2 separate regions of the Homo sapiens genome follow, and region 1 is linked to region 2. Evidence: chromatin loops called from intact Hi-C (ENCODE). Cell type or tissue: CD14-positive monocyte. All regions are shown on one strand. Each heading gives the region's core, and the rest is flanking DNA. Links, peaks and the distances in the headings are about the cores only. Region 1 has its middle 45 kb from the start of ZFR. Region 2 overlaps LOC124900954 (a long non-coding RNA gene).

Region 1 (8,336 bases), core at 12-8,011, 54 kb before region 2:
CCAGGCTAGAGTGCAATGGTGTGATCTCAGCTCACCGCAACCTCCACCTCCCAGGTTTAAGCGATCCTCCCACCTCAGTCTCCTGAGTAGTTAGGACTACAGGCACGTGCCTCCATGCCCAGCTAATTTTTGTATTTTTAGTAGAGATGGGGTTTCACCATGTTGGCCAGGCTGGTCTCAAACTCCTGACTTTAGGTGATCTACCCGTCTCAGCCCCGCAAAGTGCTGGGATTATAGGCATGAGCCACCCCGCCCGGCCCCTGTGCTTCTGATGTCATATCCAAGAAATCATTGCCAAATTCAATGTCATGAAGCTTTCCCCCTGTGTTTTCTACTAAGAGCTGTATAGTTTTATCTGTTACACTTAGAGCTTTGGTCCATTTTGAGTTAATTTTTGTGTATGGTGTTAGGGAAGGCTCCAACTTCAATCTTTTGCATATGGATATCCAGTTTTCCAGCACCATTTGTTGAGAAGACTGTCCCTTTCCCATTGAATGGTCTTCCCATCCTTGTTGTAAACCATTTGATTATATTAATGTATGTAAGGGCTTACAGTTTATTTTAATTCTTTTTTTTTTTTTTTTTTTGAGACAGGGTCTCACTCTGTCACCCAGGCTGGAGTAAAGTGGTATGATCTCAGCTCATTGCAACCTCTGTTTCCCAGGTTCAAGTGATTCTCCCATCTCAGCCTCCCGAATAGCTGAGACTACCAGCACACGCCATCATACCCAGCTAATTTTTGTATTTTTAGTAGAGACGAGGTTTCATCATGTTGGCCAGGCTGGTCTTGAACTCCTGACCTCAAGTGATCCGGCCACCTTGGCCTCCCAAAGTGCTGGGATTACAGGTGTGAGCCACCGCACCCGGCCAGGGCTTACAGTTTATATCTGTGCTCTCTATTCTATTCTGTTGGTCTATATGTCTCTCTTTGTGCCAGTACCACACTGTCTTGATTACTGTAGCAGCGATTACTATCATTTAAAATCAGAAAGTTTGATACCTCCAACTTCATTCTTCTATTTTAAGGTTGTTTTGGCCATTCGGGGTTTTCTGAGAGTCCATAGGGATTTTAGGATGGATTTTTCTTTTCCTGAAAAATAAACAAACAAGGAAACAAACAGTATTGGGCTTTTGATAAGGATTGCATTGAGTCTGTAGATCATTTTGGGTATATTGACATTTTAACAATATTAAGTCTTCCAATCCATGAGATGTCTTCCTACTTATTTATGTCTAAATCTAAATCTTTCAGCAACATTTTGTAGGTTTTTTTTGTTTGTTTTTGTTTTTTTTTTTTTGGGACAGATTTTTGCTCTTATTGCCCAGGCTGGAGTGCAATGGCACGATCTCAGCTTACCGCAACCTCCTCCTCCCGTGTTCAAGCGATTCTCCTGCCTCAGCCTCCTGAGTAGCTGGGATTACAGGCATGTGCCACCATACCTGGCTAATTTTGTATTTTTTAGTAGAGATGGGGTTTCTCTATGTTGGTCAGGCTGGTCTGGAACTCCTGACCTTAGGTGATCCACCCGCCTCAGTCTCCCATAGTACTGGGATTACAGGAGTGAGCCACTGCACGGGCCTTGTTTCGTTTTTTTGAGACAAGGTCTGGCTGGAGTGCAGTGACACCATCTTTGCTCACTGGTGGCTTACAGGCATGAGCCACCATGCCCAGCTGTAGTTTTCAATATACAAGTGCTTCATCTCTTTGGTTAAGTTTTTTCCTAAGTATTTTATTCTTTGTGATGCTATTGTAAGTGAAATTATTTTAATTTTTTTTGGATTGTTTATTGTTAATGTACAGGAATGCAACTGATTTTTGTATGTCGATTTTGTATCCTGCAATGTTGCTGATTTTATTAGTTCTGTTTTTTTGTAGAGTGTTTATCATTTTCTAAGTGTAAGATTATATCATCTGTGAACAGATGCCTTCATCCTTTCCAATTTGGATGGCTTTTATTTCTTTTTCCTGCCTAATTGGTCCGGTAGAACTTCCAGTACTCTACTGAACAGAAGTGGTGAAAACATGCATCCTTGTCTTGTTCCTGATCTTAGAAGAAAAGTTTTCAGTCTTTCACTATTTAATATGATGCCAGGTGTGAGTTTTTCATATATGGGCTATATTGTGTTAGGTATTGCATTTTTGAAAGGAGTAGCTTTTTGCGGTCATTTTATTTAATTGTATAACCTTTAGTGAGTTACATTGGACAATATGACCGGGCATGTTTTTGATGGGAAACAGAATATGGAGCACATTTTTGGCTTAGGTAATATCATGGTCTGGAAGTTAATGGGCTGCTCTAACCCATATTAGAGTCTGCTGAGGCCAAAATATAAACTGTCCGCGAGACAGATCTACAAAAGAGCAGTGGCTGGTATTGAGGGAATAGATTCATGAATGTAGAAGCCAGGAACGTTCTGGTACATGCCTGATCTCTTCTCCCAGGAGGAAGGGGGAGTTAGCTGTGCTCTGGCAGATTTTTGAGCTGAAAGGGTTGCACGACTGAAAATCTGGAAAATGTTTAGGGGAATCTCCATTTCCCTGGCCTCAGTTATATTCTAGAGTAACACTCCTGTTCTCTCTCCCACTCCTTATCCACTCACTCATCTCTATGAGAAGAGGACTAATTTGCTTGATTGGTGACTTAAGTACAAGGGCCTGGGCACCTTTGCTCAGTTCTTTCCCTGCCGTCTTCCACGATGTTTGCTTGGAGATCATTCTGGCCTTTGCCCTGCTCTGTGGCAAGCTCTGAAGCCTGTTTCACACACATGTTGGATGTCCAGGGATGCCTGTGGCCCAACAGGTAAGTCTGTATTTGTTCAGGGGTAAAATATTGGCAAGTCCTTCTAGATGCACCCTTAAACTATGTTTTCCCATCAGCTTGTTAACAACACTGTCAGCTTTTGATTTATATCTGTCTGCCTCCATTTTCTTATTCCTCCATTGATTCCAGACTTAGGAAAGGCAGAAAAAAGTATTATTTTGGCTTTCTAAGCACTATGGAGTAGTATGCAGCAGTTAAAGAGAAATAAGTAGGCCAGGCGCTGTGGCTCATTCCTATAATCCCAGCATTTTGGTAGGCCGAGGTGGGTGGATCACTTGAGGTTAGGAGTTCAAGACCAGCCTGGCCAACATGGTGAAACCTCATCTCTACTAAAAACACAAAAAATTTAGCAGAGCATGGTGGCATGTGCCTGTGATCCCAGCTACTCGGGAGGCTAAGGCAGGAGAATTGCTTGAACCCGGGAGGCAGATGTTTCATTGAGCCAAGATCATGCCATTGCACTCCAGCCTTGGCAGCAGAGTGAGACTCCATCTGAAAAAGAAAAAAAAGAACTAAATGGCTTCAGAGAAATGTACATGGAAAGGTTTATTGATAAAACATATCTTATTGTTAATTTAAAAAGTCAAGCTGTAAGCTGGGCATGGTGACTCCTGCCTGTAATTGCAGCAGTTTAGGAGGCTGAGGCAGGAGGATTGCTTGAGCCCAGAAGGTCAAGGCTGCAGTGAGCCATGATCATGCCTCAGCACTTTAGCCTGAATGACAGAGCATGATCCTGTTTAAAATATATATATATATTTATATATATTTATATATAAAGAAAAAAATCAAGCTGTAAAAGAAAAAGAAGACAGATATAATATCATCCTATTTATGCTAATAAAAAGCTCCACAAACAATAAAACTCAATATTTCTCTAGTACATTTATGTATGTGAAAACATATAGAAAGTTCAGGAATAACAATGGCTTCTGTATGTTGGATTTGAATTTTTAAAACAGTAGAATATGTCTCTGTAATTTACAGTTAAAAATGAAAAAATCATGTGTGTGAGTAGAGTGTCTGACTAATGGATAGCCCCTTTTGAAGGTTCTGAGGTCTTTTTCTATTATTTTCAGGTTATGAGTTGTGAGATTTTCCCTGATTGGGATTGTAGGAGAGGAGGGATGGATATGCCAGCCACGTGGAACCCAGGGCTGCAGGGTGAATGAAAGCTCCTGCCCTGGGAGCAGATTCTGGGATCCATAATGAGGGCTGAGTGTTGGGCTAGAAAAGCAGACCCCGCATAGGATTGGGGAAGCTGGGCAGGCAGGATTGGGATTGAAGTTTGGGTGCCAGGCTGAATTTGGGAGTTGATTTTTTTTTTTTTTTTTTTTTTTGTATTTTAGTAGAGACGGGGTTTCACCATTTTGCCGAGGCTGGTCCTGAACTCCTGAGCTCAGGCAATCCGCCTGCCTCGGCTTCCCAAAGTGCTATGATTACAGGCGTGAGCCACCGGGCCTGGCCGGGGCTTGATTTTTATTCACTGCTTTCTGTGACATGCACCGGTGGGTTGACTGGGTTTAATGTATAGAATTGGGCCAGAAAGAACTGTGCTTTTAAGCACAGCTGCTCAATGTCTGCATTTGTGAAGTATCAAAGTACCCAACTAATGTTTGACATGCATAGACTAAATCTGGGGATGCCACCAGAGCGAGGACACTATTACCTGTCACACAGTCCTGCTGCAGCTTCTTTACCTCACACGGTCCTGCTGCAGCTTCGAGGAGGACTCTGCACCTGCAGATCCTTAAAAAAGCTCTGTCTGGGTGTCCAATGGAAGAGCGGTGAAATGCAAGAATATAACAACTCTCAATTTTCTATCGTCCTTTACCTCCACCACGAGAGGGCGCATGGATTTCGGTCAGAGAAGTGACTTGGGCCTGGGCAGGAGGCCAGGCTGGGATAATTACTTCCAGGTGTGGGGGGCTCTGTGCCTCTTCCCAGAGGCCATAGAAATGAACCCTTCAATTGGCCAAATAGATTATGTCATTTTGACTATTGATTCTCCCCTACGGCTGCTGGTTCTAACCCAAGTTTATAACAGTCACTGCGTTAACAATTGCGTTTAACTCTTGATTGTCCTAGCTTTCATTTGATAATTCTTTGAGCTGGCTGCTGCTTCTTTCTTATGTGTTTACTTTCAGGCCACATCATCAGCCTTCTGCAAATATGGCAAAAACTGAGTGGGAGAGGAGGGTATCATTTGTCCTCAGTTTTGTCACTAAAGACTACATCACAAAAAAGGCCCATCCCTTTGTAAACAGAAAGAAAAGAGAAAAATGGCACAGAAATTCCTAGAAGCAGCATTCCATCTTTTGTTTGTTGGTTTCATTTGTTTCGTTTTGAGGTTGTGAGCAGATGGCCCAGCTGCATCAATAACAGAGTCAGAGCTTACTAGAAAAGAGCGGAGATTTAAGAGAGTGGGTGATGCTAATAGCTCACCCCATCTCCCTTTGCACTATTTCTCCAAGTAAAGACTGCCTCCTGCCTGCATCTGAGCTGCTTGTAAAAATGCAGCTTTCTGGCCTGCATCCCAACCTAAGGAATCAGAATCTGGAATCCTGAATCTGCATTTTTAATAAGTTCCCTAGTTGATTTCTTTATTCTTTTTTTTTTTCTTTTTTGAGGCAGGGTCTCACTCTGTTGCCCAGGCTGGAGTACAGTGGCATGATCCCAGCTCAGCTAAACTCTGCCTCCTGGGCTCAAGTGATCCTCCCACCTCAGCCTCCCAGTAGCTGGAATTACAGGTGTGCGCCACCATGCCCGGCTAATTTTTGTATTTTTAGTAGAGACGGGGTTTCACCTTGTTGCCCAGGCTGGTCTCAAACTCCTGGCCTCCAGTGAACCACCTGCCTTGGCCTCCCAAAGTGCTGGGATTACAGACATGAGCCACCACACGTGGTCCCCTAGTTGATTTCTTATGGCTATACATTACATTTGAGATTAGAGGTAAGCCTCCTGGGGCGAGGCAAGAGGGGAGATGTGACACCCAGGGATAATATTTCTGCACCAGGATTCAGGCAGGACCTTACCCCGAGACAAAGGTCACATAGCCCAGGAAGCTGCCCTGTGGAAAACAAAGCAGCCAGTAGCTGGGCCTGAGGATGGACAGGAGAGGCTGTGAAGCTACAGAAGCCGGATTCAGCCCCACTGGGAGCTACAGAAGCTGGACTCAGCCCCACTGGGAGCTACAGAAGCTGGACTCAGCCCCACTGGGAGCTACAGAAGCTGGACTCAGCCCCACTGGGAGCTACAGAAGCTGGACTCAGCACTGCTGGGAGCCATCTAGATGGAGAAATGGAAACTCTGGAAGAGAATCTGAGGATTCCCTGCTCTTTGCCACTTAGAAACACCCAGAAACCCCAAGTGCAATGCCCAACAGTGTTGATTCTATCTGCAGAGCACCTCTGAAAAATTACTTTCCATAGTGCGGGAAAACTCCTTAGTCGCACTTCCTAGAGTTTCACCAAATACAGCTTGATTCGTGTGGGATTTTTGTTTTGTTTTTAGATCTTCTTTTTAAGTGCAAATCCCCTTGGGAAAATGGAGCTCTTGTTCAGACCTTGGAGAAGATTTGCTTATTACCTCTCATTACATAGTTATGATCTTTTACCCTAAGAAGCAAATGAAACATTTTTGTTGAATTCAGAAAAAGAGGTAATTTTAGAGCCCAGGGAAGCTTAAGGGGTAGAAGAATGGGGATAGAATATTAATTCCACGCCAGATGTGGTGGCTCATGCCTGTAATCCCAGCACTTTGGGAGGCCGAGACAGGAGGAACACTTCAGCCTGTTAACAGTGGCGTAATGGTGGGGGTCTGCAGCAACCTCAATTCTTGCCTCCCCAGAAGACAAAATTTGACCAAGGGGCATAAGGCAGAAGGAGAGACTGAGGCAAGTGTTAGAGCAGGAGTGAAAGTTTATTAAAAAGCTTTAGAGCAGGAATGAAAGGAAGGAAAGTACACTTGGAAGAGGGTCAAGCAGGGGACTTCAGGGATCAAATACGTGGTTTGACCTTTTGACTTGGGGTTTTATATGTTGGCATACTTCTGGGGTCTTGCGTTACTTCTCCCCTGATTCTTCCTTTGGGGTGGGCTGTCCGCATGTGCAGCGGCCTGCCAGCACTTGGTAGGGGCTGCATGCACAGTGTGTTTACTGGAATTGTACACGTGCTCACTTTGTGTCTCTATCTGTATCTCTCTTCATGTCTCTCTCTGTCTCTGCATCCATCTATCTATCTATCTATCTATCTATCTATCTATCTATCTATCTATCTATCTATCTATCTATCTACACATATGTATCTCCAGCCTGGGGAATATAGTAAAATCCTATCTCAAAAAAAAACAATGAACATGATGAGAGAGAGACAGAGTTGCAGAGACAGAGAGAGACATGAAGAGAGATACAGAGAGAAACAGAGACGCAAAGGGAGAGGGACAGAGACAGAGGCAGAGACCTTATTGGCTCACGCCAATGTCAGGGCTGGCGAGTCTGAAATCTGCAGGGCAGGATGACAGGCTGGAAACCCAGGGAAGAGTTGATGTAGCCATAGTCCAAAGACAGTCTGGGGGCTGAATTTCTTCCGCAGGATACCTCAGTCTTTTTCTCTTAATGCTTTTAACTGACTGGATGAGGCTCACCCACATTATGGGGAGTAATCTGTTTTACTCAAAGTCTACAGATTTAAATGTTAAGGAAGGCATCCAAATGCCTTCACAACATTGATTTGGGGAGGCAAAGGTAATAAATATGAAATAAAGCAAAAGAAATTGAACAAGGACAAAATACCTTCACAGCAACATCTAGACTGATGTTTGACCAAAAACTAGGTACCATGGCCTTGCCAAGTTGACACATAAAATTAACTATCACAGGCTCTTAATCTTCAACCTGGACAGGACACATCTGACTTCTGCTCATGGGTCATTGACTAAAGTATATCACATGGCCACATCTAACTTCAAGGGGGCAGAGAAATGCAAATCCTACCATCTACCCAGAAGGAGAAGAGTCAGAACATTTGTGAACAGCCCTAATGTCCACCATAATCCTCATTTCACTAAGGCAGTGCAAGCACATTCTGAGTCAATTTGGCATCCCTTTCTTTCCCTGGGTTCCATCTATGGAGGTGGTAGGAGGACTCACATATGCCATGGCAGTAGATGATTCCTGGACCTGGTTCATTATCTATTCAGGTTGGCATGTCTTGAGACATCCATCTGTTTGCGGTTGTCTGCCTACCCCATTTCAGTTTACAGGGCTCCATGAGAGCCAGCCGCTGTTGTGGGTATATAAGCACCTTTCTGGAACAAGCAGGAATTATACTGTTCTTCCTGGGCCATCCTAGGACACAATAAATTATTTGAGGTTGGGGTGGTGGAGACTGCTAGTTGCCCCCAATGTCTGTTCTCTTCTTCTCTAGATATTATTATTACTTTTTTAGAGACAGGCTCTTGCTATGTTGCCCAGGCTGGACTCGAACTCCTGGGCTCAAGGGATCCTCCTGCCTCAGT
Region 2 (8,336 bases), core at 178-8,177:
AATCCACTGGGACTCACACTTAATAGCCTGTCTATCTACTGGCATTTGTTTGCATTGTACAAGTACAACCAAAGGCTATAGGCTTTTGGGAGCCACAGTCAGGAAGAAGTCTATCTGTCTGTCTCTCTGTTCTTTAGACTTCAGTCTTCTTACACCCTTTCCAAATGGCAACGGGCACAAAATGGCCTATCTGCTGGAAGTGGGCAATGAGCAAAAGAGACACATACATGGAAACAATGAGTTAAGAATTTAAAATATTATTCTGCACACACGTAAGTGGGAACTTCATGTCCTCTGTTCAGAAGTAAAGCAGTTGGAACCTCTGGAATCAGAATCATCTGTGCATTTGCTAAAAATATAGATTCTTGTGCCCTACCCAAATTCTGCACCCGAAAATTCTGATTCTGCCTGAATCAGAATCTTTCCAGGCAATTCTTATGTGCATCAAAGCTTGAGAGTTGCCTAGACGCAGCCTCAGCTGAACCATCTACTGTGTTTTAATACTGAGTTGTGCTTGTTCTCAAGCTGGTTCAGAGCACTTTAATGTGCATTCAAATCATGCTGAGGTCTTGTTAAGTTAGGTGGTGGGACGTGAGATTCTGCATGTCTAACAAACGCTTGGGTGATGCTGCCACTGCTGGTTGGAGGACCACCCCTTGGGTGGCAAAGTGCTAGAGAGACTATTTTTATTTCCTTTGCACTCCTGTGAGGCCATCTTGAGGCTTCTCAAGTCCCTGGGGCCAGTGATTTGCTTGCACTGGGATTGGAGATTGCTGCACCCTCATGGGTACTGTGCTTTGTTGACTGGGCTCTATCTCATGCTCATCCAGATTTACCCTGCCTTCCTGCTTCCCCTTCCATCTCCTCAGCCAACACCCCTATTCCCACCCTCACTCTTCTACCCCCACTCTGCCTAAGGGGCAGCCCTGCTGCCATAGCCTGGTCTTCCTCACACTGTGGGTCTACTCTGACTATAGATACATAATTGAATATCTTTAGATAATCTTCAGATTTGCTAGTATGATAAAGTCCTTCTTCCTCCTAGGAGAAAAGGGGAAGTGGGACTCGAAGCAAGCATGTAAAATTGAGTCAGGAGTTCTTTTTTCTCTTTAGGGCCACCATCAGTGGGTGGCCCCAGTGTAATGGAATGGAGTGGAAGATGTTACCATTTCCTACACTGTCCTTGACCTTGAAAGAAGAACTGAATCTATGGGACCTACTGCCACTTTCTATAGGTGGAGGGGAAAGGGGAACCCCGTTGCATGGCATAAGCTTATCCCTCAAGTCCTTGGTGAGCGGGGGTTGGGGGTAAGAGGGAAGAATTACAGGGTGTTAGAAGTGGTGAGATTCTTTTCTCCAGTCATGGAGAACTTCTGATATTCAATCCAGAATGGCTTTAATTGCTACTAGTTAACAATAAGAAAGAAGGTCTACAGTTGAGGTCTAGGGAAAGACTGGCTTGTAGTGCTCCTCAGGCTTGCAGTCACATTGAAAAGTCTAATGGTGGCCAGGCGCGGTTGCTCATGCCTGTAATCCCAGCACTTTAGAAGGCCGAGGTGGGCAGATCACCTGAGGTCAGGAGTTCGAGACCAGTCTTGCCAGCATGGTGAAACCCTGTCGCTACTAAAAATACAAAAATTTGCTGGGCATGGTGGTGGGTGCCTGTAATCCCAGCTACTTGGGAGGCTGAGGCAGGAGAATTGCTTGAACCCGGAAGGCGGAGGTTGCAGTGAGCGGAGATTGTGCCACTGCAGTCACATGAGATTGTGCCACTGCGGCAGAGCGAGACTCTGTCTCAGAAAAAAAGAAAAGAAAAGAAAAGAAAAGTCTAATGGTTAGAGTGAAGCCAGCCATAGCCAGTGGACTGTCATGACAATAGATACAGATAAAAATTCCAGACTGTACAGTTGTTGACTGTGGCTCTGGGCCAGAGTAAGATCTCTTAGGCCTGGGAAAGTAACCATAGATGTCACTGGCCCTGAGGCCAAGCAGAGCCAGTACCTCTCAGAGCAGTGGCTTGCAAACTAGGGTCTGCAGAAAGCTCTTTCAGCATCACCGGGGGAGATTCATAACAGCAATGCCAACACCCACCCTGAAGAGTCTGATTCAGCAGGGCCTCATGAGCTATATTTAAAAAATATATTATATGGGCAATTTAACAGTAAGTTAAATTGCAAGTTTTGACTTTGTCGGGTTTACGAAGCAATGCCTTAGCACAATGGTTTCCCAAATTTTTAGCAGAGAAAAATTTATTAACTAGAAAAATATTTATTGAACAATTACTGTATGCCATGTATTGTTGTAAGCCCTGGACAAAAAGTGGTAAATAAGACTGACGAGGTGGCTGGGCACCTGCAATCCCAGCACTTTGGGAGGCTGAGATGGGCAGGTCACTTGAGGTTAGGTATTTGAGACCAGCCTGGCCAACATGGTGAAACCCCCATCTCTACTAAAAATACAAAAATTAGCTGGGCATGGTGGCGTGCGCCTGTAGTCCCAGCTACTCGGGAGGCTGAGGCACGAGAATTGCTTAAACCCTGGAGGCGGAGGTTGCAGTGAGCCAAGATTGCACCACTGCTCTCCAGCCTGGGTGATAGAGCAAAACTCTGTCTCCAAAAAAAAAGAAAAGAAAATGACTGACAAGGTTTCCACTGAACTCTAAGACAGATAAAAATGAGGAGCGGATTTTTCAGGAATGTTAAACACTCATTGTTTAGAAGAAAATACTGTTTGTTGTTGAACCCCTGAAGTACCATCAGGTTCTGTGATGCACAGTTTGAGAACTGCTTTCTTGGGAAGGAGCTTAGAGCAATAAAACTATAAGATGGCAGAAGGAATGTCCAACACAGTGGGGTTCAAATGACAAACCTGGAAGCCTTTTCCACTTCCTCGTTGATAAAGTGGAGACAATGACATCTACCTCAAGTCTTACTGTGAGTAAGAAAAGAACTGAACACATACATTGTGGAGCTCAATGTTGGGTGTGCAGCTGGACCCTGCTGCATTTTTGTTCTCTTTCGTCTGTCTTTGCTTGGGAACAGGTCACTTCACTTTGATTGGGAGTAAGTTTGAGGAGAAAACAAGACATTCCTGGAAGCGTGTTGCCACTTGAGGCTCAGGTGGGATAACGAGGAGCACAAAAGGCAGAAGCCAAGAAAAGGCCCCACCATGCCACAGCCAAAAGCAACCACAGATGTAAAATGGCACAGTGGATCTGGCAGTTCTCCTTAAAACGTTAAACACAGAGTCACCATATGACTCATCAGTTCCGCTGCTATGTATATACCCAAGAGAACTGAAAACGTATGTCTGCACAAAAACCTGTACATGAAAGTTCAAAGAAGCGTTATTCATAATAGCCAGAAAGTGGAAACAACCCAAATCTCCCTTAACCAACGAATGGATAAGCAAAATATGGTATACCCATACAGTGGAATATTATTCAGCCAAAAAAAGAAATGAAGTGCTGACACACACAACAGCATGGGTGAACCACGAGAACATTATGCCAAGAAAGAGGCCAGACATGAAAGACCACATATTATAGAATTCCTTTATATGAAATGTCCAGAATAGGAAAATCTATAGAAACAGAAATTAGGCCAGGTGCAGTGGCTCATGCCTGCAATCCCAACACTTTGGGAGGCTGAGGCGGGTGGATCACCTGAGGTCAGGAGTTCAAGACCAGCCTGGCCAACATGGCGAAAGCTTGTCTCTACCAAAAATACAAATATTAGTCGGGCGTGGAGATGTGTGCCTGTAGTCCCATCTACTCAGGAGGCTGAGGCAGGAGAATGGCTTGAACCCAGAGGCGGAGGTTGCAGTGAGCCGAGATCGTGCCACTGCATTCCAGCTTGGCCACAGAGCGAGAGTCTGTCTCAAAAAAAAAAAAAAAAAAAAAAAAAAGAAACAGAAATTAGATTAGTAGTGTCAAGGCACCAGGAGAAGTAGGAAATGGGATGACTGCTAATGCACATGGAATTTCTTTTTGAGGTGATAGTGGTGATAGCGCTACAATCTTGTGAATATGCTGAAAGTCACTGAATTGGACACTTCAAAAGGGTGAATTTTATGGTACATAGATTCTCTCTCTCTCTGTCTCTGTTTTTTTTTTTTTTTGTTTTGTTTTTTTTTGAGACAGTCTCACTCTGCCGCCCAGGCTAGAGTGCGGTGGCGTGATCTCTGCTCACTGCAACCTCCACCTCCTGGGTTCAAGGGATTCTCATGCCTCAACCTACTGAGTAGCTGGGATTACAGGCACTTGCTACCACACCTGGCTAATTTTTCTAATTTTAGTAGAGACAGGGTTTCACCATATTGGCAAGGCTGGTCTTGAACTCCTGACCTCTAGTGATCCACCCACCTTGGCCTCCCAAAGTGCTGGGATTTACAGGTGTGAGCCACCGCACCCAGCCCATATCTCAATTTTTAAAAAGAAAAGAAAGAAGCAACCACATAGAATGAAGCCAACCAGTGATCCGTGGATAAGCACTAAGAAAATGCTCAAAGCCTGTCATGACTCTGATAGAACCCACAGGAGAGGGCAGAAAGAATATCCAATATAGTGGGCTTCAGATGACAAACCTGGTCAGGTTTGAGACTCTGCCTTTCCTTGCTGGGGCTTGAAGAATTTACCAGTTTCTCAGAAAAGATAGGCAATGAACAAAACTACGCCTGATATGCTTCTAATCATCATTATTTTCAGTGCCACGTGAATTGTTTACATATGCTTATATTTCTGCTATAATGATGGTTTGGTAAGTTCTTTTTCTTTTCTTTTTTCTTTTTTTTTTTGAGACAGGGTCTCACTTTGTCACCCAGGCTGGGGTACAGTGGCACCATTATAGCTCACTTCAGCCTCAACTTCCTGGGCTCAAGCGATCCACACATCTCAGCCTCCTGAGTAGCTGGGGCTATAGGTGTGTGCATGCCACCATACCCCGCTAATTTTTAAAAAATTTTTGTAGAGATGAGGTCTCACTATGTTGCCCAGGCTGGTATTGAACTCCTGGGCTCAAGTGATCCTCCTGCCTTGGCTTCCCTAAGTGTTGGGATTACAGGCATGAGCCACCGTGCCTGGTCAGGTAAGTTTCAAATATTTCAATTTTTTCCCCCCAAGACTCGGTTCTAGAAGGTCCATTTAGGCTATTCAAAATACAGCTCTAGGTCCTTGTGCAATGTGGGCTGATGATCTTGGGGGACTAGAAATGCCCTGCACATTAGCCCCCGGACAACCAGCACAGTCGCCTTGACTGGGCAGAGCTTCTTTTTTTTTTTTTTTTTTCCGAGACGGAGTTTGCTTTGTTGCCCATGCTGGAGTGCAATGGTGCGATCTCGGCTCACAGCAACCTCTGCCTCCTGAGTTCAAGCAATTCTCCTGCCTCAGCCTCCCGAGTAGCTGGGATTACAGGCATGTGCCACCATGCCTGGCTAATTTTGTATTTTGAGTAGAGACAGAATTTCTCCATGTTGATCAGGCTGGTCTCGAACTCCCGACCTCAGGTGATCCACCCGCCTTGGCCTCCCAAAGTGCTGGGATTACAGGCATGAGCCACCACTCCCAGCCTTGGGCAGAGCTTCTTGAATAAGTCTTACAGGCTCCTCTAGGGTGGGTGAGAAAGGTATTTTTGGGAGAAGCCACTTGAAATTTACATGCTGTGCAAAAATGTGTTATGGGGACAGAAGGTGTTTTTAAGCTGAAAAGTTTGAATCATTGGTGGGAATAAAGGCCTGCCAGTGAATTGTGGTTCCACTTTCAGCCTCGTCACTGCCTTCGGGTTTTCTCCTGTGAATGGTTCTGACAATGTGCCATTTTACAGAACGTGTCTCTGTTGCTTCCGAGCTGCCACATATGCTCTGCTGCACATTTGGGACAACCACATCAGGTTTTAAAAACTAATTAAAAAAAACCAAAACTTTTCAAGTTTGCCTTTAGCATTTTGCAGCGAGGTTGCTCACCAGCTGTTTGTTTATACTCTCTGGTGATTGTTTTTGCACATTATCCATGCATAGCATGCAATTACACCATTATAATGGCAAGTAGTAAACTGAATTCCCTGTAGGGCGTTTCTAGGGGAAGAGATGTGCTGCCTGTAGCCCGAATGCCCTAAAGAGACTGTATAGTTAGATAATCCTGTGGCTCCAGATAAGCGTGGGTCCTACGGTAAGTTGCAAAAGCCTAGGGCTTTTTGCAGCCCTTGGCAGGTGTTTCGTAGCAAATCTCAAAGTTTCGTGGTCACTCAGGACAACCTCCTTTCTGCTGAGATCGACACTGAATTAAAACAAGCCCAATGATCTGTTTATAATTTAGAACCTCATTTGTTCTTTTTTTTTTTTTTTTTTTTTTTTTTGAGACAGAGTCACTCTGTCTCCCAGGCTGGAGTGCAGTGGCACTATCTTGGTTAACTGCAACCTCCACCTCCTGGATTCAAGCGATTCTTGTGCTTCAGCTTCGCAAGTAGCTGGGATTATACATGTGAGCCACCACACATGGCTAGTTTTTGTGTGCTTTAGTAGAGACCGGGTTTCACCATGTTGAGCAGGCTGGTCTCGAACTTCTGACAGGTGATCCGCCTGCCTCAGCCTCCCAAAGTGCTGGGATTTTAGGTGTGAGCCACCGCGCCTGGCCTTTGTTCATTTTTTATGATAGCTTTATTGAGATATAATTCATACCTAATAAAAGTTATGATAAAAGTTACCCCCCCTTTTTTTTTGAGACAGAGTATCACTCCTGTCACCCAGGCTGGAGTGCAGTGGTGCAATCATAGCTCACTGCAGCCTTGACTTCCCAGGCTCAGGTGATCCTCCCGCCTCAGTCTCCTGAGTAGCTGGGACTACTGGAGAGCGCCACTACATGCAGGTAATTTTTTGTATTTTTGTGGAGACATGGTTTTGCCATATTGCCCAGGCTGGTCTTGAACTCCTGGGCTCAAGCGACCTGCCTGCCTTGGCCTCCCAAAAGTGCTCGGATTACAGGCGTGAGCCACTGTGCCCAGCCAAAAGTTAACCTTTTAAATTATAGGCATACCTTTTTTTACTGTGCTTTGCAGATACTGTGTTTGTTTTTTACAAATTGAAGGTTTGTGGCAACAAACCTTGGAGAAAGTCTATCAATGCCACTTTTCTAAACAATGTGTTTTTTTGTTTTTTGTTTTTTGTTTTTTTTTGAGACCGAGTCTTACTCTGTCACCCAGGCTGGAGTGTAGTGGTGTGATCTCGGCTAACTGCAACCTCTGCCTTCCAGTTTCAAGTGAACCTTCCACCTCAGCCTTCTGAGTAGCTGGGACCACAGACAATTATCCATGCCACCATGTTCAGATAATTTTTTGTATTTTTTGTAGAGATGGGATTTTGCCATGTTGCTCAGGCTGGCCTTGAATTCCTGAGCTTAAGAGATCCACCCGTTTGGGCCTCTCAGAGTGCTAAGACTACAGGTGTGAGCCACTGTGCTCAGCCCTGGCTAATTTTATTTTTTTTTTGTAGAGATATTATCTAGATGCTATGTTGTCTAGGCTGGTCTTGAACTCCTGGCCTCAAGTGATCCTTTTGCCTCATCCTCCCAAAGTGCCGGCATTACAGGTGTGAGCCATTGCACTCGGCCAATAAATTTTCAATGTAGATGAAACAGCCACCTAGGACTTTCATAGCTAGAGAGAAGTCAATGTCTGGCCTCAAAGCTTCCAAGGACAGGGTGGCCCTCTTATTAGGGGCTAATGTGGCTGCTGATTTCAAGATGAAGCCAATGCTCATTTATCATTCCAAAAATCCCAAGGTCTTTAAGATTTATGCTACATCTACTCTGCCCATGCTCAGACAAAGTCTGAGTGACAGAATATTTGTTTATAGCATAGTTTACTGAATATTTTAAGTGCACTATTGAGACCTACTGTTCAGACAGAAAGATTTCTTTCAAAATATTATTGCTTATTGACAATGTGCCTAGTCACTCAAAAGCTCTGATGGAGAAGTACAAGGAGATTAATGTTTTCATGCCTGCTAACAAAATATCCATTCTGTAGGCCATGGATCAAGGAATAATTTCAACTTTTGAGTCTCATTATTTAAGAAACACATTTTCTAAGGCTATAGCTGCCATAGGTGGTAATTCCTCTGATGGATCTGGGCAAAGTAAATTGAAAACTTTCTGAAAAGAATTCACCATCGTAGATGCTATTAAGAATGTAACAATTCTTTTAGCTACCACATAGAGATTAAGATTAGAAAAAGAGGCTTCTGGCTGGGTACAGTGGTTCACACCTGTAATATTAGCAGTTTGGGTGGCTGAGGTGGGAGGATTGCTTGAGCTCAGCCTGAGCCACATAGTGAGAACCTGTCTC

Evidence for each region. Hi-C counts contacts between places; a loop is a spot of excess contacts. Peaks named below come from ENCODE experiments on the same cell type or tissue, not always from the same donor. Only the 100,000 strongest peaks of a DNase experiment are listed, where the experiment ranks them.
Region 1: it touches region 2 in a loop (2.1-fold over the local background); 8 of 110 quality-filtered maps call a loop at or near these places.

The regions. Positions count from the first base shown.
Region 1 is chr5:32,485,226-32,493,561 of GRCh38, forward strand. No RefSeq gene overlaps it. Among named protein-coding and RNA genes, the nearest start is that of ZFR, 45 kb to the left of the region's middle. In CD14-positive monocyte, for the core only: CTCF peaks have their summits at 4,670 (motif pointing right) and 4,874; a DNase peak (open chromatin) is centred at 4,676.
Region 2 is chr5:32,539,515-32,547,850 of GRCh38, forward strand. All of the region lies in intron 4 of LOC124900954 (a long non-coding RNA gene), which reads left to right. Among named protein-coding and RNA genes, the nearest start is that of SUB1, 42 kb to the right of the region's middle. RefSeq lists enhancers at 2,862-3,061, 3,432-3,491. In CD14-positive monocyte, for the core only: no CTCF peak of the experiment used is centred there; DNase peaks (open chromatin) are centred at 1,207 and 3,257; H3K4me3 peaks cover 480 bases; H3K27ac peaks cover 1,348 bases.